3 separate regions of the Mus musculus genome follow, and regions 1 and 3 are each linked to region 2. Evidence: chromatin loops called from intact Hi-C (ENCODE). Cell type or tissue: left cerebral cortex. All regions are shown on one strand. Region 1 has its middle 42 kb from the start of Gm36766. Region 2 overlaps Gbe1 (glucan (1,4-alpha-), branching enzyme 1). Region 3 holds the start of Gbe1 (glucan (1,4-alpha-), branching enzyme 1).

Region 1 (8,000 bases), 390 kb after region 2:
ACACAACTATTCATTTCCAACTGATGGTTGGAAAGATGGTCAGCGTCAGAAAGAGAAGAGGGAGGGACGCAGGGAATTTATAGTAGAATTAAATAGTAGTAATTGTAAGGAGATCAAAGATTAATTACTTGATTTCATCAGATGGGAAACCAACAGGAAGACACAGGCTTACTGATGCGCTGATCAACGTCACACCATGTGACTAGTAAGTAGCAAGCACAGGAAATCGTGAGCAACAGCAGCTATGTGTTGTTTCAACCTATGTTCTTAGCATGCTTTGCTAATTTGTGTCTACAGTCACAGAAGATAAAGCTCCAATAACTGCAGGATTTTCTCCAATTCATTAAGTATTGCACTGATGAATTACAAATATGCTCTTTCTTTTATGTTGATCCAAATGATATGGCTATGATAACCTATTAGTATCTAGAAATGTTGTGAATTAAATTTTGTGCCTTAAAAAGGCATCCTTTCTGCTTGGAGATGATATTTAAAAATGTATGTAGGAGTTCCATTCAGCACAGACTGCAACATACACTTAAATCACCCCTTAAAGTAGAAATCTGTGTAATTCTTTTGGGTGTCATGAATTGCTAATGCCAATGCTAAGGGTATGTTCTTTAGTTTGAACTTTGGAAAGCAGGACAGTTTATAAGTTAAGTACTATTCAAGATATCACTCGGATCAGTGCAAATGCTGATGTGTAGTACTTATTTCTTAGCCTTATAGTAACCTCAATATGACATCTTTATAAGGCATTCTGTGCGTGCTTCAGGGTTCTCTAATTTAGTTGTTTTGAATAGTTTATCATTGAATGCCAGACTCTTCAGATAATAGATCTGGAAACAAATGTGTATGGTGACATTGGTAATAAACAAGCTCCACAGACAGAAAAATTTGTGCAAATTCCTCTTGCAAAATGGTGTGGCATTTGCAGATAGACTCTGCATATATCTTTGCGTGTTCTTTACATAATCTTTGGAATACATGTAAGATCTAATATAATGTCAGTGCTGAATAAATAGTCTATAAACAGTATTGATCGAGGTCTGATGGAAAGGAAAGGAGGCTGTATATGTTCAGTATGGATCAGAGCCCTTAGTACATAGGACAAGAAGGATTCTCAAGGTGGTCAATGCTCAAGCTTCAGAGAGCCTCAGGATGCGTGCGATGCTGTGATGCAGAGAGGCCTGCCCACGTGAGCTTCTCTCCTGTGGACTCAGCTTTCTGTTCAGCAGGCAGAAAATTAATTGTTTCTTTTTTTTTAAAAAAAGAAATTCTCCTATTTCCCCAAATGTTTGTTTCATGATTGGTTAAATGAATAGAAAACACGTGGATATGAGTGTTATACTGTATATAAATTAGCTTATATTTACATTTTTGCTTTTTATCCTGGCATCTATGTGATCGATATTTATTCCTCTTTTGCTTCATTATATAATATACTTTTAGGTAGAGAAACTTTAAAACAAGGGTTTCCACTTTAGATGATATCAGTAGTAAACTTCCTTGCATCTTCAAATAGTCTTACTCGTTTCTCATGACTAAGACTGATATTTTTATTTGCTGGTTTAAGAATGGTAGCCATCACATTGTATAAACGGCTAAACTATGGAAGTGGGAGTCTCTGCGTGGCAGGTTGTGATTTTCTCGTTGATCATTAACAGCCCTGTACCTTTCAGAGCTGCTTTTATCCTAATGTGTCCGTTCCTGCCAAGAATACCAGTCCCAGTACAGTCCCTGTGAGTCCCACTGCATTTCCCATGAGCATAATTGTCTGATCAGCTTAACAAGTGCAATCAACTACTTTCAATATGATTGTGATATCGTGTTGATCACAAAAATTCAAAGATAAATTATGTTGATATTTTCAAAGACTTGTCTGTTACAGTACATTTTTAGCACAACAATTGTGCAAGGAAATTTGTGGAAAATAAATAAAGGATCATATAAAGAGGAATATAGCATACTGGATGTGGGGTTGGGAGTTATTTGGATGTGTTGGCTTTGAGCACTGTTGCTCTGCTCATATTGCATCTGTTTAATCTCAGCATCTAAACATAGCCACCGAGTAATTAAGTGGGCGAGGCAAATTACTTGTATATTTTATTAGATATTTATTGTGTAATTTTTAATCTATAAATGTAATAACCATAGTGCACATGTACTTCAAAGATTTATTTTAAAAATTAAGTGCATTGATATACACAACACTGCCTGACATATAAATATGCTATGCAAGTATTTGTTACTATTATTAGTAGCCTTATCAAAGGATAATGTATATATAATTCTAAGAAAAACACATTCTTCATATTATTGGAACTAGTCAAAATATTAATAATCACCCCATCATTTCAAGATAGCTATGCTATATTTTGAGAAAGTAAAAACCAAATTAAATCAGAACAAACAAAATGCTGTACAAAATGGATAAGGACTGATATAGTCCAACTCTTCAACAACTTAAAGAGAGAAACATGTTGTTATGTGTTTAGTGGACAGGTTTACTCGTGTTTTATTGTAACTTAAAGCAAGGCCATGTTACTATATATAATGCAGACTGGCCTCAAACTCATAACCCTCCTGCCTCAGCTTTTTAAATGCTAGGATTTCAGGCCTGTGCCACTCTGTCCAGCCAGGATAGGAATTGAAAAGAGGATGGCTTGGCCTATGAACATTTGTTACACAGCCGAGTGAGATACACAAACGGGGGGGGGGGGGAGAGAGAGAGAGAGAGAGAGAGAGAGAGAGAGAGAGAGAGAGAGAGAGAAACACCAGATGGGGTAGTGCTTCAACGCTATGGCTACACAGGAAAACCAGATTTCAATATTAAACCTTGGTCAGTTGCTACATGTTGGTGAAATAGCCACATTTATTCTCTGAACACCTTGCAGTGAAGGCGATTGTATAGAATAGGATGTGGTAGTGCCAAACCCCAGACTTTGTTTTTTTTACTAAGGTAGCAAGCAACACAAGTCCCTGGTCCTAATTAAGATTCTGTGTATTGGTGTCTGCATCACTAACTTGAAAGCTATATCCGTGGTGACTTGTCTACTCATCTTACAAAGTTAAATGGATTCTGGTGAAGGACAGTGGATCTTTGGAATCTTAATGATTATGTCTGTTCAATTCTAATTTTGCAAGCATTTTTTACAGGAAGTAAAAACCAGTGCAGTGACCGGTAAGAGGCATGCATGGATTAATAACTGGGCTAGCTTCTATTTCTATTATCGGAACATCTCTCAAAGGTGTGGAGATTTCATGGGGCAGGGGCAACAGTCAATGTTCTTATAATGTATGATAAATTACTTGGTTTAGTTAAACAAAACAAAAACAAACAAACTAACAAACAAAAACAAAACCAAATCAAACGGAAAACTTGTCTTAAAACTAGAAAGTTCAAAATGAAAGATTTGGCAGATAGGATGTTTGGTGAGTTCACATTTTCTCATTTAAACACGTGACTTCCTGTGCCTTTGGTCCAAAATCACTAATCCCATTCAGGGTAGCGGCTGTCACACCTCATGTCATCATAAATAGTCCCTGTCCTCATGCCGACCTCCGCAGTTAGGCTTGTCACGCTCTCTCTTACACAGCATGCCCGGTGAGCATCTACATGCTCTTATTTTGGCACTCGTTCCAGGTTTTCTGTCATGAGCTAGAGGCTTTTCTGCCTTTTCCCCAAAAGTTCTTCCAATATCTTGCATTTAAAATAAAAAAAAAAAAATATTATCTGATTCTTCCAAACAAAATCAATATGCAATCAACATGCGGTGACTCACAGTGCATGACAGATCATAGGAAAGCTAGGCACGAGGACTTGATTGTTGGTCAAATCCTCCACGCCCTGGCAACAAGGGGCTGAGTAGCTCAGGGCAGTCATTACAGAATGCAAACCCTTGACTTGGACCTCAAACAGTGGGTGCTCAAACCTTTTATGCTCAGAGCACAGCAAGGGAGGACACTTGAACAGAAAACGGATGGGGAAACACGGGAATGAGAACATGGGGTGCAATCAAAACTGGTTCAGTGATGGAGAGTAAACACTAGGAAATAGTGCAAAAGAACATGAAGCTGCAACGGCTTGAGTTAAGGAATAAGGAATAGGATATAAGGAATAGGAATAGGATATAAGGAATAGGAATAGGCTTGAGTTAAGGAATAGGAATAGGAATAAGGAATAGGAATAGGCTTGAGTTAAGGAATAAGGAATAAGGAATAGGATAAGGAATCCGAATGTAATCTTGGTAGTCTGGTTTGTGTTTGAAACAAAGGAAATGTTTCCCCAGATCGAGTCATCTGCAAGAAGATGCAGGGGATGACTGGAAGTTGTCTCGTTTCTTCCTTTGCATCCTTGCCAATCTAATGCCTCGGGAATTGATAGGTTGAATGCTGTTAACCCCAAGGAAAGAGTTGCGTCAAGCATATTATTTTTTTTAATAAACATTTTCATTCATGTTTGTTTACGGTCTATGTGTGTATTTGTGAACGCACACACGCCCGCACACGTGCGCGTGTATGTGTACGTGCATGTGCATGCGTGTGCCCGTGTGTATGTGTACATGCATGTGTATGCGTGTGACGGTGTGTGTGTTTAAGAATAATTACATGCCGCTGTGAGTGTGTGGTGCGCAGAGAACAATTTCAGTTTTCGGTCCTCGCTTTCCACTTTGTTGGAGGTAGGGTCACTTGTTGGTCACCTCTCTGTGCCACACTAAGTGGCCCGTCAGATTCCGGAGATTTCTCTAGCTCCTTTTCTTCTCACCACAGGTATGCCAGGATGGCAATTCGTGTTGCCGCTGACTCTGGGGACTCTCAATCTGGTTCTCACGCCTGCACAGAAAACATTTTATCCACGGAGCCATCTCTGCAGCCCACTTTGCTCGTTTTCCAACCCTGACTTTAAAAATACCAAATAGTAGAAGAAAAGTACACTGTTTTTAAAAAAAACCTGCCTATATAAAAACGGACAGTGTTCCACCATTGAGCTCTTTTTTAGCCCATCCATCAGGAATAGTTCTATCAACTCTTTGAACCCCTTTGAAAACCTGCTGTCATTCCTACTTTCTGGATGAGTGGCCCTGTGGCAAATAAAAGCCACAAACTGCAGGTCTGTGTCTGTTTCTCCCTCGCGGTATCTGGCCTGTTGCAGACCAGGCTGGAGTGGAGGGAGAGAAGTTTAGCTTAGTCAGGTATGTGGGTGCAGGCAGGATCTTGGTCTGTGGTGAGTGCGTGGGCAAAGAATACACCTGCAAACAGCTTTGGAGAGTTGCTTCGGTTTATTGGGAGGAGGGGGACAAAGGCTCTTTAAACCTGGGGGTGGGGGTGGTGGAGTAGGGGCTACTGGGATGAGTGTAGACAGGGCCAGAGTGCTAGAGTTCTTTCACTTGCATGAGGAAGAATTCCAGCTGCTCCTGGACATGACCTTATAAAAGGAGAGGAAGTTTTAACCGGCTCCCAGCTACTTGACCTCCTCTGAGGAGGCAAAGGTGGGGAGCATGGGCCTATGTAGTCAGGAAGTGTAAGACCAGACCAGAAAACAGAGGCGATGGTAGCCAGGAAGTGCAAGATCCAGGCAGGCTAGGGAAAATGGGAAGTGGGGGGCTGTAGGGTGTGGAGGAGGAATTCCACTCTTGATGATCTCAGGAGGATATATTTCCAGGGTTTGATCATACCCTGACACTACTATTGCTCTAAACCTGCCTCTCCTGGTCCTATGGGTCCCTGGCCCCACAATTAACTTTGACAAAGGTCACATAAGCAGTACAGCAGTCACCAGCTCAGCTGGTGTGGGTCCCGGGTCTCTACTCTAGGTGGACTATTGTGGAATGATGGTTTTTCACTCAGGAGAAGCTAACAAGTTTTGGTCCTAATGGCTGGAAATAGATTACAGTTGCTGTCTACTTTATATATTTTAATTGGTGAAGATAATTAGCCTTTGTCTGAATGAGTAATCTTTGCCCTATTAGCATGTTTTGTTAACTACAAGTATAATAAATCATAGCAGTGAGTGTGAAGTTGCTATTTCTGTGTCCTAAAAAATCAAATCATAGCATTTAATTATTTTTAAGTTCATGACAGTATTTTGAAAGTGTAATTAGTTACTGTTTTTTTTTTTACTCTTATTTTAATGCTATACATTTAGTCAATTACTTAAGTGTTGTCTTTGTTGGGTTATATTAAAGGCTTAGCTTCAAGTGCAGCTTCATGATCCAGTTTGTTAGTTTTCTGTTCTCTATACATTCATGCTGATGAGATGTCATTATGTATTTTCCTTCCTATGTCCAAATTCTTAAGCCTCATATATACAAATCCTATTTTCAGTTCTATCATTTAAGGTATGTAGAGCTAGATCCAATCACCCTAGAGATTAATGTTAGATAATTTCACTCTGTTTTGAAAACCATAAACTGTGCCTAAATTCCATTGGTCCTATGCCAGAGACACAAATGACCAAGTAGTAAGTAGAAGAATTGTACAGTTTACAGATCAATTGACAATCTAATTTTGTATAAACCAAACCTTGTTCCTGGATTGTGAGCTTAGTGCATAAAATAATAGCTGACATTGGCTTGCTTCCGTATGTTGTCAGACACAAGGTTCTGCTACTGTAGAAACTTGGACAGTTTCATTTGTTGCTAATCATAATGGCCAGCAACTGAGTCTAGCTCTTTAAATAATCTGTTTTCTTTCTGAATGAAAACACACACGGAAGGATAATTTTTAATTCTTTTCTGAAGGTAACAAAACTTCAACTTCTTGTGGATCATCATTAGAGAGCTGGACGTTCACGCTGTCCCTGTTCCTATACATGTTAGTGCATTCACCACATGAGATATATTCTCTCATGAGATATATTAATAACTATTATAAGTAAAAACTAAAAAAATTACTTGAATTTTGCTATGAGAAAATTCTTGCCATACTGATGATTTTTGGTAACAGCCAACAAAACTCTTGTGATAATTAATTACAGTGTTTCAGGCAGTGTTTCTATCTGAGCATATTAGGTATGCTAAATTAAAAAAATACAATGTGATTTTGCCATCTATCATTTATTTCTGTTTTAAATCTTTACTTGTGATTTTACATTGGAAAGGAATTGCTATATATTGCAAAAACTAGAGGTCAACTTTAAAGTTCAAGAGTCTTTTCAGGATGGAGAAATGAATATAAACTTTAAGGGAAATGTCAATTTTATTCTGTGCAATCACACTAAAAATGAAATAAAAATAGCACATTTTGAAAATTGAAAAGGAAAATAGAAAATTATATTCATTTCTTTAGTATATTGACTTTTCTAACTCTGAAAAGTTTATTACATGTTAAATATTTTTCTTTTCTTTTCTCATGAAAGCAATATCATTGCATTCAAACATGCGATGGTCAATTTAGTTTTTAGAACCAGATGTTTCATTTCCAGGTCTTCTCTTTATACACAGGCAAGAAGCCATCTTCAGTGGAACAAAATGGCATTTGTTGTTGTAAAGACAAGTTGGTCTGAGAGAGCACAAAATATGCTTTAGACAGACGAGCCTTATGTAAAAACCTTTAAATGGATGAAAAGAGACTCAATTAGGCACCGAGTTAATGGGAAAAAAAAACACCCTGATTTCATGGGCATTTTGTTGTTTTGTGGCATAATTATTTAAAACACAACATATGTATTTTGGCTTTTGGAAGAGCAGAGAATTGAGCGTTTCTTGGCAGAACTGAACAGAGAGCAACGAACTTGGCAAAGGGCTGTATGAGGACAGCTCGCACCTAGAGGTCTTCCAGCTTATGTTCACTGTCTTTCCTCGGCATGATTTTGTAGTTTTGTTTTTTGTTTTTTTAAGAACTTTTCAGCACCTTCTTAAATGAAGCCTTCCATTAGGCAGAGGCTATGGTGTTTCCTCTGTTTGAATAGTTGCAGATTTACGGTGTGTACAGAAAGCGGCGGAGAAAGCAGATGAGGATGACGGGAGAGCAGAAGAGAATTAGAGGCTGTGTGGCAC
Region 2 (8,000 bases):
TCCTGTGAGGGTTCAATGCCCCAGGGTAGGAGATTACCAGGGCAGGAAGGTGGGGGTGGGTGGGTGAGCATCCTCTTAGAGGCAAGGAAGGGGGGATAGCATAGAGAGTTTCTGGAGGGGAGGGGAAACCTGGAAAGGGGATAACACTTGAAATGTAAATAAAGAAAATATCCAATAAAAGGAAAAAAAAAGAGAGAAAAATTATCAATGGATAAAAAAAGCAAACCAAACGAAAACAAATAACACGCCCTGCAAACCCAAGGTCTGCAGATAGGACTCAGTTGCAGGAGGGTTTACTTGGTTTCAGTCCCTGGAATTTATGGGTGTGGTGGCTTATGCTTTAGGAAGGCAGAGACACATAAGTCTCTGGGGGTTTACTGGTCAACCTGTCTAGCCTACTTAGTGGTGTGCTAAGCTGTGACAGATCCTGTAAAGGGTGTCTTCTGATGAAATATATCCCAGGATGTATTCTAGCCTTTGCATCCATACACATGGATGTGCATCCACACTGGGATGTGTGCGCATGCACATGCAGAGGCACACACATACCATTCCTGATGCAAAGAGCCATCTCTCCTTATAGACAACCAAGACAACTGTAATGATTTTGATAGCCCTCCAGGGGATGTCATCATTGCACATCATACTATCATCCCTGGTGAATTCAGAACACAAACCAGGGTGACACAGACACTAATGCAATTGTATAATGGAAAATCACCAGACAGCCTCAGTCAAGATTCCCTGTGTGCACCAATATTAACTGGCCAGGTTGAGTCTTAGGAAACCAAGCTATTATACTATTTCAAATGAAGACAAGTAACATGTTTGAGACCTAGATCTCCAAAGCTTTACTCAAAGTTGGCTATTCAAGAATAATGGCTAATATACAGGTTTAGATGCAACAGCAAGTCTATGACCTATTCATTACTAAGTTTAAAAAATTCTTAAATATGATAAGGCTGGTTTTTGTGAATTTCATCTATGCACAGTAAATTTTGATCCCATTTAATCCCCCTCTCCCCATTTCCAAGCAAATTTTTTACTAATTATGAATAATCAGGTTAAAACGAAATAGAAACAAAGAATGGATATTAATAAAAATGAAAAAGACAACACATTTCTCAGAAATGCATCATTATTTGTGGTGCATAAAATACACACCAATTATTTGAGATTCAAAAAAGCAAGTTTTAGAGTTTGGACTGCGATAGTCAATGCAGTTGCTAAAGGATCTGACTTAGAATAACTTGGGTATCCAAATTCATTAATATGGTTGGCTCTTCATAGTTAATAGATTGTATATGTGTGTGTGACAGTATGTCTGTTATCATGCACATAAAACTCATAAGAATATTGTACCTTATATCTCGCTATACTAAGTTTCTGGGCTAATATCCACTTATCAGTGAGTACATTTCATTTGAGTTCTTTTGTGATTGGGTTACCTCACTCAGGATGATGCCCTCCAGGTCCAACCATTTGCCTAGGAATTTCATAAATTCATTCTTTTTAATAGCTGAGTAGTACTCCATTGTGTAAATGTACCATATCTTTTGTATCCATTCCTCTGTTGAGGGGCATCTGGGTTCAGAAGAACGAAGACCAAAGTGTGGACACTTTGTTCCTTCTTAGAATTGGAAACAAACACCCATGAAAGGAGTTACAGAGACAAAGTTTGGAGCTGAGACAAAAGGATGGACCATCTAGAGACTGCCATATCCAGGGATCCATCCCATAATTAGCCTCCAAACGATGACACCATTGCATACACTAGCAAGATTTTGCTGAAAGGACCCTGATATAGCTGTCTCTTGTGAGACTAGGCCGGGGCCTAGCTCACAGTCAACTATTGGATGGATCACAGGGCCCCCAATGGAGGAGCTAGAGAAAGTATCCAAGGAGCTAAAGAGATCTGCAACCCTATAGGTGGAACAACATTATGAACTAACCAGTACCCCAGAGCTCTTGACTCTAGCTGCATATGTATCAAAAGATGGCCTAGTCGGCCATCACTGGAAAGAGAGGCCCATTGGTCAGGCAAACTTTATATGCCCCAGTACAGGGGAACGCCAGGGCCAAAAAATGGAAATGGGTGGGTAGGGGAGTGGGGGGGAGGGAGGGTGTGGGGGACTTTTGGGATAGCATTGGAAATGTAATTGAGGAAAATACCTAATTAAAAAAAAAGTCAGAAGAAGATGCTAGGAGCCTTACTCTATCACCGTCCACCTTGTCTTTTAAGACCGGGCATCACATTTATGAAGCCAACTTTTTGCCAAGGGTGACTAGCCACCAAGCTCCTGGGATTTGCCTGTCATCTTTGCCTAATGCCTGGGCTATCCATGTACACAGTAAGTCCGAGTTTTAATGGACGTGCTAGGGATTTGAACTTGCATCATCTCTTGGTAAAGGTTTTATTTTTAATTATGCATATGTGCCTGCATGTAGATCTATACATATGAGTTTGATTAATCTTGGAAGGCAGAAAGTTACGTTGGAGACGATGTAGCTGGAGTTCTAGGCAGCTGTGAGCTACCCAGTGTGGTGCAGGGAACTAAACTCAGGTCACCTACAGATGCAGTCCATCATTAAATAACCGAATAACCACCAAATAACTTCCCCAACCTCTGAGCACAGCTCTTCTGGCTTTCACAAGTGCTCTAGGCCACTGAGCCACATCCCAGGAGCCTGGTTTCTCTGATTTTAGGTTACACAATGCTTCGACTGGTTAGAAAAGGTAATTAGCGGCCTGCTCCATTATACATATGCGACTCTACATGGAGAACACATCAGAGTTGAGATAAAGCTCACTAATATTTCTTGGAAATCATTCCTTATAATAGCATAATAAAAAGCACATTAGTCAATGCAATTTGGCATTTTTCTTTTTATTGATGAAAGTGAAAGACATTATCAGAAATGCTACAATGACCACTTCAAGTCTTCAGAAGAGTGAAATATCAGCGTCTACTGAAACAGTATACGGACAGGAGAGTACAAGATAGAACTTAATGCAAAGTGAGGCACAGATACGAATTTTTATATCATCTTTTATAAGATTCTCATTTTATATTAGTGCTATGTGTTTAATACAGTATTTCTAAACACAATTAAAAAACACAGCAAAGAAACAAACTCAGTACCTCATCATTAAGACAAGTAGATATAGAACAAATAAGGCCACCAAATATCTATCTCAAAAAATATTTTTACTACAGCCAAAATAATCATGCCTGATGAATAATTCAAATTTAAAATGAAAGAATCGAATGCTTTGCCAGAAAAGTAATATTTAAAAATTATCATGTGCTACACTTCATTTGCAAATCCTAATTTCTTGGATGGCTTTGAAATAGACGTTGCTAATATTTTAAGCACATCCTTCATAAGCAACTTATATGTTTGCGTATTCCAACGCTGAGTTCCAGCCTGATGTTTTGGCTAGACAGCAGTGTTTTGCAAAGCTTACACGCTATCAACACTGTGAGGGGGATCAGCGGCAACACGTCGGCGTGAGATGGGCTGAGTGTAGGTCTCTTCAGTTTTGCAGATCCACATTCTGAAGGATGAGAGCCACTCGGCTTGGAATGTACACCTGTCAACACAATCGCAACGGTGTAATTAAAAGAAATGTTGAACAAGCTGTCGTAAAATCAAAGTGACATATATACCACGCAGTCTCTCACAGGACTGTAATCAGTGATTCACGGAATTCTACCAGCCATCGGAAGGCTCAAATTCATTCAGCAGTTTTGGCAGCAAGGGCTATTACAACAGTAACCACTAGAGGGCTCCAAACTATTTACAAAAGATTCAATTCCTTACAGGAATGAAGTCAAGGGCTCTCAAACTTAAATCTCACTATTAGTTGGTGTACAAGGGCTGCGTGCAGTTCACACCGTTGTTGTAATTGGAAGAATAAATACAATAGTCAGGCACTCAATAATGTTAACCCAATTAAAGAAAAAACAAAATAAGAAACAAACAAAATAAAGGACCCTTTCTCTGAGATAGGTCATACGCTTTCCACACTCTTATCTTACTGCGATCTGCCCTTATGGTTTCTATCACACTCCCACTACAGCTATAGGAGTCTAAACGCCTCTGAATCTTGTCCGGAAGGTATCTTATGCTCTAAACTTTTCCCTGGTTCCCTGGTTTCTATAGCTTTCAGGCCTTAGCAATCCGTAGCTCGATGGCCAGGTTACCCTAGGACACCACCACATATTGAATGTTCTCCACTCCATTTAAATCACACAGCCGTTTGGCTCCTTCGGGTCCTTTCACGTAATTTGTGTATTTCGTTTCCCTCTCTTCCTTCCTTCCTTCCTTCCTTCCTTCCTTCCTTCCTTCCTTCCTTTCTCTTTCTTTCTCTTTCTTTCTTTCTTTCTTTCTTTCTTTCTTTCTTTCTTTCTTTCTTTCTTTCTTTCTTTCTTTCTTTCTTTCTTTCTTTCTCTTTCCAGATATCTATCCTCTTACCACTTTAAGGAAGTGGGGGTAAAATATCACTTGGTCTTTCATAGCTATCAGGTGCCATTAGGAAAGTTGGGTCCAAATAATGGCTGCATTAAAAAAAAAAAAATTGTAACTACTTGAGGAACACACTTCCAAAAATTCCTCTAAAATTACTACTCATAACATAGTTTTTATAAAATTTATAACTAATGAACTGTGTGACCTGATTTATTTTCTACATAACACACTTAAGAAGTAGCAATGTAAATAATAAAATAATAATTGTAGATCACTGATGTCATTATGAGACCTCTCTCCATTTCTTTGTTAATATTTTACTATATTCAGTTATTTCACCTCTACACAAACACTTGACACTTTAAAAATGTCTCTTATAGTTTACAACCAAATTAAAAACGACAAGAAACATGGCTTTATGAAGAAAAACAAAAAATAATCTCATTTGCCGTTTAACTTTGCAAATGACCTCACTATTTCTTGTCTAAGATATCTACAGTAAAGAATCCCAATTATGCTTGCAAAAGTCAGGCAGACCAATGGAACTGGCTAGTTTTAAACATTAAAAGATAGCTCATGTTAAAAGATGTAGTTTAAATAAAATTCTGCTATGAATGCAATGTCTAGAGGCAATTTTCTCATCCTTCCTTAAATGTAACAGTCATTTGGAAAATAATTTTCATCTGTTAAAAATTTAACAAATGCCAATAGCCACTACTTAGTCCAGTGTCACGATCTGGTTTGCCATCAAGTATTTTGAGAAAGGTAAACATCACATCCTTAGTCATTACAGGTGGGGACATCAAGCATTTCAATGCCCCAATCTTTTTACCTATAATTTACACATTGAACTAATGACTGCTAACTTTTAAACCGCATTAGAATTTAACTGCTCCTGAAATTCACTTCATCCAAGGTATTCTTCTTAGCTAAGACCCAGATTAAAGTAAGATGTAGAAAATCCTTCCAACAAAGGGAAGCTGTACGTATGTGAGGTAGAAGTCTTCCGCCGATAAAGAAAAGCTCCAATCCCAGGGATTGTAAATGTCTATAGTGAAGTCACAGACAAAAGAAAACCCATCAAAGCAAAGGAGAAGAAACAACGGCACTGACCTTCAGGTAAGTTCATTTCCTACTCTAGGCTTCCATGGAACAAATTTAAAGCACTCTGTCCCTCTAAAGGGTAAACATCTAATATGGATCACGGTAACATGGTAACATGGATTGTAGTCCATGGGTTAGGATCGTAGATATGAGTTTGACTTGTAGGTAAGACACAAGGCTCTGCCACACAAACAATCTTACGTCAAAGAACAATCAAGTTTTCGACCTAGCACCAGAAAGCAGACAGTTTACATTCCTCTCCAGGAGACAGGAGCTAGGAGCTGGGGAGAGAGATAGAGAGGTGGCAGTGGGGGAAGAAGAAGGAGAAGCCAACATGGAGCAGACGGACAGGAAGAAGATCCTGATGCCGCTTGGGTTTAAACAGCTGCTACAAGTAACTAAGATTTTCACCAGGTTAGAATAATTGGGGTAAAACTTTTATCATTATCAACTGGCTCTGAAATTACTGTATTGACATCTTGTAAATTGTGATCTTATTGTTATATAAATCTGATTGGATAATTTAAAAAAAATATCCTGAGAAGATTTGTCCCATAATAGGGGTCACAGGGACCTGCCAATTCAGTTTGGAGGAGTTGCAATGAGACACATGAATCAGGCTGGTGACAAATAATGATCAGTTATTCTCAGTGTAGAGCACAGTGAAACATCAGAAGAGTTCCACTCAACCTGTTAGCTGGATTCTAGGCAACTGTGGTAGCTACTGCTTGATTCATAGTGACGTATTACTAGCATATAAATAGTGACGTATTACTAGCATATAAATAGTGACGTATTACTAGCATATAAATAGTAAGCATCATTTGTAAGGGGGCTTCTTTTCTTTGTATCCTTTAATATTTTAGCTAGTTCAAATTTAAGATTTGGAAACAAGAGAATATAAGAATTTCAAGATTGCAATATAGGCATTGACTTTTCCGCTTTGGCATTGAAATGATTTAAAATGTTTTGAGAATTCTCTCTAACTGATGCTGAACATTGTGTTTAAGGAATGTTATGACCTCAATTCCAGTCACACTTAGATACAACAATACTACCTGTTCCAAACCCTTCAGCTGGTAATCATAGTATCCTTAACAGGAATATTATATAATTAACTTCTTACCGCACTGTTAATTACCACAGTGTGTTTATATTTCTCTGGGGCCACTGTGTTATAAACAGCATAAAAATTCTATAAGCAAGTGATTTTTTCCCTACTCTGGCTATTTATGAATTTTCTTGACTTTTATTTTGTTATTGGATTTCGTTGAATGTAAAACAAGTTTCTCAGTCATTTGGAAACGACTGCCGATTAGACTAAACGCTGAAGATAATCAGTGTTGATTCTTACGATGAGATCATTAGAAACATGGTTTGGGCATTTTGCTAAAACTCAGGGTATCAGTACTGTCTCTGTAACTCTCCTCTCACTAGTGAAATTCCAAAATGTCTTTGATTTGTATGGCAAGAGGAGAGACACAGACAGAAGTAACGCATAAATGTTTAGGTATGTTTAAATATAACTTACATCTTGGTATATATATATACAGAAAAGATTTAGCATATACATTATAGACCATATGTGCTACAAAACATATCCGATTAGGCTTTCAGCCTTCTACACGTTCAAGTGAAGAACAAAAGAGACGCTGTGACACACGTCTATGAATGTCACAGTCATTGTGACCTGGTCCAAAGGAAGTGGCATTCAAATCATTTACTAAGAGTCAAATACATGCCACTCTACCCACTTTTATGGCTAGCTCAGAAAGGTTTAATTACTGCAGTAACCCCTAGTGTGTCTCAAAACCACATTGTGAGCCTTTAGGTCAGCGTGCCTGTGTTAGTTTCTTCAGGATCATCAATGAGTTCCAAAATTGGTTACATCATTTTGGAAAACAAGGTGTCTAAACGTTGCAATGACAACACTTTAAAATAAATAAAAAAAAAAAAGACATAATGCTACCCAGAGAATTTTGAAAATATATCAGAAACTGTTAAACTTAGTGACAGCCCTTTCAGATATAATATTGGTGGGATGAAAATATTCTTTAATGAAATATAGGTTAGGACTCTTAGTTGATATATTTCTTTTAAAAAGTGACTGTTAAGGTAATTTTAATTTTTGGATATATTTGTTAGTTAACAAGTACTTTTTATGAAAAAGGTATAAGTCGCTCTTGTTTTGTATTAAGAGCTTGGAGAAAAGTAGCATATATATGTGCATATATAAATATATATGTGTGTATATATGTGCATATATACATATATATTTAGATTCTACATATTATATAATTGTATACAAAATTCTATATAGGACACACTAATTTAGAAATATTAAGGAAACTAAACTCTAAGAATTAAGTGCTTTTGTTTTCTAAAATAAGCGACCATTTCCATAGATCGTGTCAAAGACATGC
Region 3 (8,000 bases), 260 kb after region 2:
GTTAAGTCCCAAGAAAGATGCCTCCTTAACCAAGGCTCCAAGCTGTCTGTCTACCACTATAAGGGCTTTAACTCATTCGTGACGGAGGAACCCCCCCCCCCCCCCGTCAAGATACAATTCTAGATTTGGAATTCTCACAGAAGACAAAAGGAACCCTCACAACAAAATTCCAAATGGAGCAATTTTGAGGAGGAAAGAAATCGAGAGCCCATCAATGAGAAGAAAATGCCTCCCTCTCACCACTCTTACACATTGATAACTGCGCCTCAAATTTTCTGCAGTATTTAATAAGCACGCCTTGCAACTAAATGGGTTGTCTAGTCATGTTAGGCCCAAGGACACTCGGCACAAGTAGGTTACTTAAAAACAAGTCAAAAATAAGATATACTATTATCGTGGCTTCAACAGCATACTCAAGATAGATGGTTTATTAAAAATAAAAACGTAGCTCCTCAGAGTTTGAGAGTCTGAGGAGTCTAACAAGATGCCCATGGGTGAAGCTGTGAAGTGAAATGGCAAGCACCCTGTTACTGCCCTCATGAGAGAATGGAAGCGAAATGTCCTCCCAAAGCAAAAGGGAAAGGGGGCAAAGTAGCCTAAACTGGGAATTTTTTAATTTTTACTTAGTTTTTAATTGTTTAAAAGTTTCTTATTTGTATACAGTGTGTGGCTAGAGCATTTGTCCTCCATGGCCTTCTCCGTCCCCCTCCCATCCCCCATGACCTCTTTCCCTTCCTATTTCCATCTCAGTCCCCTCTTACTGGGGTGAGTGAATATATGCCTATCCTGTCCGAGTGGTCACAGATGCTGTGTGTACATGATAGCCATAGAAAAGTCATTTCCAAAGACAGACTTTTACAGTATGGCTCCCCATCTTCTCACTCTGACAAGCCCTATCCCCCTCCTCTGTCATGGATGTCGCAAGTCCCTTTTTTGATTAGACCATTGTCCACTGCCCAAAGATGAACCCTCATGAGGAACCCTTATGGCCTAGTCATGTCCTAAAGGCTCTTTCTACAGCACACTTGTCGCACCTGAAATTTGCAAAGGACACATTCCAGCCACAGCAATCAATGACCATGACGACACTATGAAAAAGTTTTTATTCTCTACCAGTTAACAATACAAGTCACCACTGCCAGATGCCAAATTACTGTTTGACATGCCTAAATGGAACATGTGTGCTGGAAAATAGCAATTATCCAGGACCAAGGGCAGAAGTAGAATCCAGGTCACAGAGAAGCACATAAGGACCCGCTGGGCCAGACTTTTCACCAAGAACACTGGATTCCCTCCCTTCTTTATTCTGCCCTTTGTCCCTCTCATTAATTTTGACAAACCATGAAAGATGACTATAATTGCTTCAATCCCAGTGGAGTTGAATATGAAGTACACACATACACACAAAAGAAGAGAATAAATGGTGTTTGTCTGCCTGTGGCCAGTGGAAACTGGAAACAGGACACAGGCAAAATATTTCCACAACTCTTGCTTTTGAAATTTCTTACAGGTTAGTTTATAAATCACACAAATAGAGCCATAATAAAAATAAACACCTCAAAAAAAAAAAAAAAAAAACTCGACATTAATCACCTTCTGTTGTAATTTGTGTGCTCATTATAACAAAATGATTTTTATATTCAAAAAAAATGTGGTGAAAATATGTAAATAAACATGTAAGTATATTTCATACAAAAAGAGAAAAAATAGATAAAATATTTGCTTTTGTTCTAAAAATCACTTATTCCAAAATCTGCTCAAGTCTTTTAGCTTTCAGGAGTACGTGCTAATTATCTCAGGGGACTCAGGCTTGCATCTTCTGAGTGAAAAGTTGCCAGACTCCTCCCCAGTACTTAATTTAAAGTCACGACTAAGTACTGTAAGTGAGGATCAGCCCAGCTGGCTGCTGTAAGGAGGGTTCCTGTATTAGGATATGTAAACTCTGGAATGAGCAGTTTATAATGCCTACTGTTTTAGAATCTGAGAATATTGGTTTTCTAGAAAGTGACTTAAGTGAATACATTTAATAACATGACAAAGCTAGGTCGTTGAGCTTTAAGGGTCTTTGTGTTTTCAAGTCACATCAACCCATGTTCATAATCACCAATGCCACCAACTAGTTCTATGTTTTCTATGATTAAAAAAGAGTCTATCGACTGGTGCCAAGGTAGTTTTGATTTTTGTAGTATCTAGGCTTTAAAGAAGAAACTAGTATGACAAATATGACAAATTGACTGGTGCCAAGGTAGTTTTGATTTTTGTAGTATCTAGGCTTTAAAGAAGAAACTAGTATGACAAATATGACTGCAGCAAAATACTTGCAATCGACTCATAACTACTCTAATTTATATACTAGCTACTTTAATTTTCAATCTTAACCTGAGCAGATTGCAATTATAAATTTCTGATAAGTGGGAAGCCTGGTGGGAGAGGAGTTATACTTTTTGAATTGGGCTCTGCAAGTTAAGCCATCCATGCCCTGTTAACTCTCCTGGAAGCTAAGGTCAAACACCCGCAAAGGTCGCTCTTCGATGTTGGTTTAAGGGAGAAGAGATCTGACCAACGATTAAAGTGAAACGCAGATTAATGAACTCACAAGAGCAAACAGGAGGGTGCAAGATGTTGAAAGACTGCCTGAAAGACTGCACAAACGCTGCTCGGAAGTAGACTACAAAGTTGGAAAAGCAAAATCACACACGCCCTGGGTCACGACCACTGCAACTCCCAGGACCAGAGGGGGGTGGCCTGTGAGTCCCGGAAGCCGCTGCGTGGCTGCAGCGCTGCCTGTCCCAGCACGTAGGGGAGGACGCGCGGCCAGGGACTGCGAGCAAGTGAGCGAGCACGGGGCGGACGTGCAGCAGAAAAGTTCAGGAACTCCCCCGGGAAGCCGGAGCCACGCCCACCGCATGATTGGCGTGCGAGGGGGCGGGGCCGCGCGGAGAGGGGGGAGTCGGGCGGCGCGCGCGCGCACGCGGGAAGGCCGGCCGCAGGCGGAGGGCGGTGGAGGGGTTCCCCCGGGTACCTGCGCTGGAAGTCCGCGGCGAAGGGCTTCAGGTACGGGTCAATCTCCAGGAGTCGGGCCAGCTCCGGCACGTCGGCCAAGGCGGCCTCCAGACGAGCATCGGGGCCCGTTTCCCCTGCCGCAGGAGCCGCCGGCGCCGCCATCTTCGCCGCAGCAGCCCGAGTAGCCGAGGCCCGAGAGGGTCGAGTGGGCCGAGTGGAGTGCGAGCGGCAGGGCGGAGCCGGGCGAGCCTAGGCGAGCCGCCGGGGACTTGCCCTTTATAGCGGCGGAGCGGGCCAGGGTGAGCCCGGGACACACGTCCTCAGCGCGGGCCCCCGCCCACTCACGGGGCCGGCCCCTGGAGCCCTGAACTGTGCTGGCTGGCCACCGGGAGGCGGGTCTCACCAGTCCCTGTCCCTTCCCCTTCCTGCCCGGTGGTCACCTCTCCTCAAACACCTGCTCTCATTTCTGAGTTTTGTTTTTCCTAGGGCGATGGTTTTCAAAAAGTGGGAAATTCACCTGGACCACGGTTAAAAGTCGACAACGCGAAACTATTTAGAATCTTAATGTCATTTAACAACCCTACGGCCCTAACCTTAATGTGTCTCAAGAGTTTAACCAAGAGAGTCTTTAAAGATTTTTGCATAGATAAGCATGGATAGCCAGCCAGGTCCCTGAAGTCACAGTAAGAACAAGAACTTTCCTGGTTCCCTGTACTGAAATCAGGCATTTGTGTTTCACCAACCAAACTGTCTTTGATGAGACATGACTGGGAGAACATCATTAAAGTGGACTGCACTCTCCTGCTTAATCACAGTGATGAAGCAAAAACTTTTCTGGCCAAGCTCCCAAGTATAACTACCCTGTGTCCTTTCTGTCCAGTGGTTCCTTTGCAAGAATACAGAATGGGGGCTTGATGCCATGATGGCTCACTAGGTAAAAAGTGCTTGCCACAAGGCATATAACTGGAATTATATTCCCAGAACCCACGGTCTGGAAAGAGGAAACCAACTTTCAAATATTTTCCACCCTGCCACATATATACTGATACACAGACATACAAAAAAATTTTTTTTTAAGAATACAGATTTTGACACAAGGAGAAATGGACGCTGCTACTCAGGAGGCTGCAAGTTACTTTGCACCTCAAAACTGGACAGGCTTGAGTATAATTTTCTCAGTTGAAATCTGGAAATGTAAAATCCTATCGCTTCTCGGCCTTTTGGCTAAGATCAAGTGTAGTAAAATCTTAGCGTCTAGGAAGAAGGAACAGTATTGACCAGCCTTGGGATATAAACATTTAAAACAGGGTTTGTGATGAACTTAAGAAAGAAAAATATTCACTTCGATGTGAATAGCTAAAGGTCTTAGATAAAGGTATATATATATCTACAAATGGGGGGGGGCTTGAACCCAGAAATAAAGTACCTAGTAGACACCCAATTCTGTAACTTCATTTTTTACTTTCATAACTCTAAATTTTCATCACTTCACACTGAAATTTCCACTTGGCTGACTAAGAAACCTGAACCAACTATCTTCTTCATAGCATAAGCGTTCACCTGTTAAGGTAAAACCAAAGCACTGATTAGGAAGGGAAAAGGGAAGGGGTGAGAAAATAAAAATAAAGTTTTCCTGAATAAACACTACCTAAAATCAGCTTTTATCACTTTTATACAGACTGATAATCACCCATAAATTACCATTTTTACCCACTCCCTGTACCAGTATTTCCCAATGTGACCTTGATATGAGTCACCTAGTGAAAATGTGCATTCTGAGTTTGGGGTCCATGTACCAGAATATATTTTTAACTACGTTCAAGAGATACTGATGCTGCCAGTTTTACATAATTAGAATAGCTAAACTCTATAGTACACATCAAATAATCTCAGTAAAAATTTAAATGGCATGACGTTTCACTTAAGTGTGAAATATAAACGTGGCTTTCCTTAAAACACTTAAACAACCTGTAGTCACTACCTTCACTATCCAGTTCCCTTGTACTGTAGTGGCATGGCCCTTTCAGGATCTGACAGAATTCTGTGAGCACTGCAATTGCTACTCTTTTTGGGAATTCTCTTCCTTAGCTTCTCTGTGGCTACTTTCTTTCCAGCCATCATTGAGATCTCTGGTCTTAAAAGCCCCATTCTCTTCTATGCTACAGTAAACACAATGTAAGCTCTTTGTTAATCTTTAAAAGGCAAGCTTTATAAGAGCAGGAACCCAGTTTACCTCAACTTTCATACACCAGCCTCTTGCCCACATAGCACAGCTAAATGGGATTTTAAGTTCCACTGTCGTAATTATCACATAAGTCCATTTCGGGTGGAGCTGGAACACTGGAATTATTATTATTGATCAAATGCGCCTCTTTTATTTCTGGTGCCCAAGCAATCCCATTTGCTGCTGGCATTTAGGTTGTACCGCAATAAGACACAGCCATGGAGGAATAGCCGTCTAGGCAAAGTGTTTCTGAAATGGGGAATTGAGGTATTCAGGACAGAGAGGAATACAGGGAAGGAGGGAGAGGAAACTAGCCTCAGTGGTGTCCAGAGAAGCAGAGTACCAGGAACGGAGCAAGTGCCGAGGACCTGTTTGCTCTCGCAGATCTACAGTTAGAGGGATTTGAGGAGAAAACTGAGGGTCTGAAATACCCTCCCCAAGGATGCATCCAATCCTGCAGTGACTTGATGAGCCAGGGTGGAGGGTGATACCCAGGATACAGGCTCCCCTTTCTCCGAGGAGGAAGGGAGGAGGGTCTGTGTGAGAGGGTACTGGGAGAAATGGAGGTTGGTATTGAGATGTAAAGCAAACAAATACAAAACATTTGAACTATTTAAAATGAAAAAAAAAAAAAAAAAACCTCTCTCATCCAAATGGTTCGGAAGAACAGAAAGTAGAGAATTAGGAGACAGCAGTGATACCAAAGAGAGAAGGTGATGAACTAAGATTGAGAGGATGATGGAGTGAAGATGTGGAATTCATGATAAATGCCCAAGGAATGCAGAAGTGATTTAGATTTTTTTTTAAAGCTTTGCAGAGGTGCTGCAGTAGAGCACCACAAACTTGATGATGTAGATGAACAGAAATCGTTTCAGTTACTGCCCATCCTAACCCTTGTCACCTCCCCAGCCACTGGCTTTGCCCTTGTTTATATTACCAGATCCGTTCCTTCTTAGGAAGTAAGTCTCAAGTTCAGTAGGAAAACAGGTGCTTGCACCCATCAGTCCTGCCCTTATGACACCAGTGTGCTGGTAGCATGGCATGCAAGGTCTAGCCTAAAAATATTAAAGACAGTTGTTTTTTTTTTGTTTTTTGTTTTTTCCAGTAACTATCTCCTGCCTTCTGGCACTACAAATGACTGGGGGTGGGAGGGACTATAGCCTAGCCTCAGGCTGATTTCTCCAAGTCATACAACAACTATGTGGTGTCTTCAGCAATAAGAACTTCCTGTCTAGTTTCAACATGCAGCGTACAACATTGCAAGGACCCTTTCGGTTTGCCAATCCTAAGATGTCTCTAGCCAACAGGGATAGCCAATCTCTGGCGCTCTGATTTTATTTGATACTTTTCTAGTTGGGAGGCTTTTTCTGCCTGCACAGGTTGCCCTTATTTGCGCTCTATACCTTTTGTTATCCTCCCAGATGCTTCTCCAAAGCTGCATGGAACCCAAAGGCTAGCATTGTACAAGGAAATGTTTTCACAAAGGGTGAACTTTATCTCTGAAGTTCCATCCTTTTCTAGAGACTGCACATTGGCCTTAGGATTTAACAACTAAGGAAATACTAAAATAATGCATGAGACATGCCCAATACAGCATGACAAGACCTCAACATTCTTATCAATCACTTTCTGAAAAAGGACAATATATAAATACATAAGGCTATGTTGGAGACAGCAGCATGGATAGTTCTACCTTATTATAATCAACAATATTATATAATATTATAATCAACAATCATGCTCCACGAGCTGCCGTGCTTTCTCATCCTAGGGCACTGCCTTAATGACCCTGTTTATACTTCTCCACCCCTGGAAAGTCAGATAGGGCAGGTTTGCATTCTGGGGACCTGCCTGGAGGGAAAGGGCGAAGCAGGGCTGTGTTCTTACCTGCTAGACCTGTAGTTCAAGCCAGATTCCTAGATTGAGCAGTCTCTGGGCCCAAACCGTGGCCTTTACCTCTCCATCAGCCACATTTGGCTGCTGAAAAAGGTTCAGGTGTGGGTGAGAGGTCTTTACTCCCAATAAACTTTCTTGCAGAGTAAAACTGTGTATAGCACATGCTTGAGAAATGATTGTACACCATATGACAAGATGTACTTTCTCCTGCACAGTTTTCTCATTGTTTAGACCCCTACTAGTTTTCCCCCTTAGGTACTGCAGCTAGAAAAAAACGTCTTGTTTGCCATTGGGTGACCTAAGTAGACCCTTTTTTGTCTCCTTTCCCCTTCTTTTCTTTCTTTTTGATTCGTTAGCAGTTTAAAAACCTGATTTACTTGATAGTCTAAATCATTCTTATCTATCCCAACCTCTCTTGCCCCTTAAAGATAGTTTCCATCATGGGAGTTCAGCAAAGCCACTAAATCCTCATCTCAGTCCTAAAATCCCTCCTCAGATAACTCCTCGACTGTACTGTAAGCAAAGTCCTATCAGGCCTTTTGAAGGAAGCAGCAAACCTCTCCTCTCACTGTCCATTTCCCCGAATAATCCTTGCCCATCCCCAGTAATCTCCCATTTCTTGGCATTCCTGGGAAACTCCGCTGTCTGCAGTAGCTCCTGTCTGTAATAGCTTCCACGACGCAGTCCATCAGAGAATGGCTGACTTCCTACTGCCTCAGTTTATACAGTCTTCATATCAAGGAGTGCTGGCGGCATTGCTCCAATTTCTCTTCTTCCAGGGCACCTACACCAATCACATACTCCTGTGTCCCACTGTGACACAGTGAGTCACATTGCAAGAAATAAGCTTTGTTTAAAATTCAGAATGGGGAGCTGG

Evidence for each region. Hi-C counts contacts between places; a loop is a spot of excess contacts. Peaks named below come from ENCODE experiments on the same cell type or tissue, not always from the same donor. Only the 100,000 strongest peaks of a DNase experiment are listed, where the experiment ranks them.
Region 1: it touches region 2 in a loop (2.1-fold over the local background); 2 of 42 quality-filtered maps call a loop at or near these places.
Region 3: a loop joins it to region 2, with 4 times the contacts of the local background. A loop is called at or near these places in 10 of 42 quality-filtered maps.

Annotation. Positions count from the first base shown.
Region 1 is chr16:70,178,904-70,186,903 of GRCm38, reverse strand. No RefSeq gene overlaps it. Among named protein-coding and RNA genes, the nearest start is that of Gm36766, 42 kb to the left of the region's middle. In left cerebral cortex, no CTCF peak of the experiment used is centred here; a DNase peak (open chromatin) is centred at 4,872.
Region 2 is chr16:70,564,584-70,572,583 of GRCm38, reverse strand. It overlaps Gbe1 (glucan (1,4-alpha-), branching enzyme 1), which reads right to left. Exons shown (of 16, transcript NM_028803.4): 16 at 2,864-3,595. The coding sequence ends at 3,539. Among named protein-coding and RNA genes, the nearest start is that of D16Ertd519e, 48 kb to the left of the region's middle. In left cerebral cortex, a CTCF peak has its summit at 3,778 (motif pointing right); a DNase peak (open chromatin) is centred at 3,758; H3K4me3 peaks cover 393 bases.
Region 3 is chr16:70,309,318-70,317,317 of GRCm38, reverse strand. It overlaps Gbe1 (glucan (1,4-alpha-), branching enzyme 1), which reads right to left and starts at 3,369. Exons shown (of 16, transcript NM_028803.4): 1 at 3,023-3,369. The coding sequence starts at 3,165. In left cerebral cortex, a CTCF peak has its summit at 3,388; DNase peaks (open chromatin) are centred at 2,904 and 3,238; H3K4me3 peaks cover 1,616 bases; H3K27ac peaks cover 1,203 bases.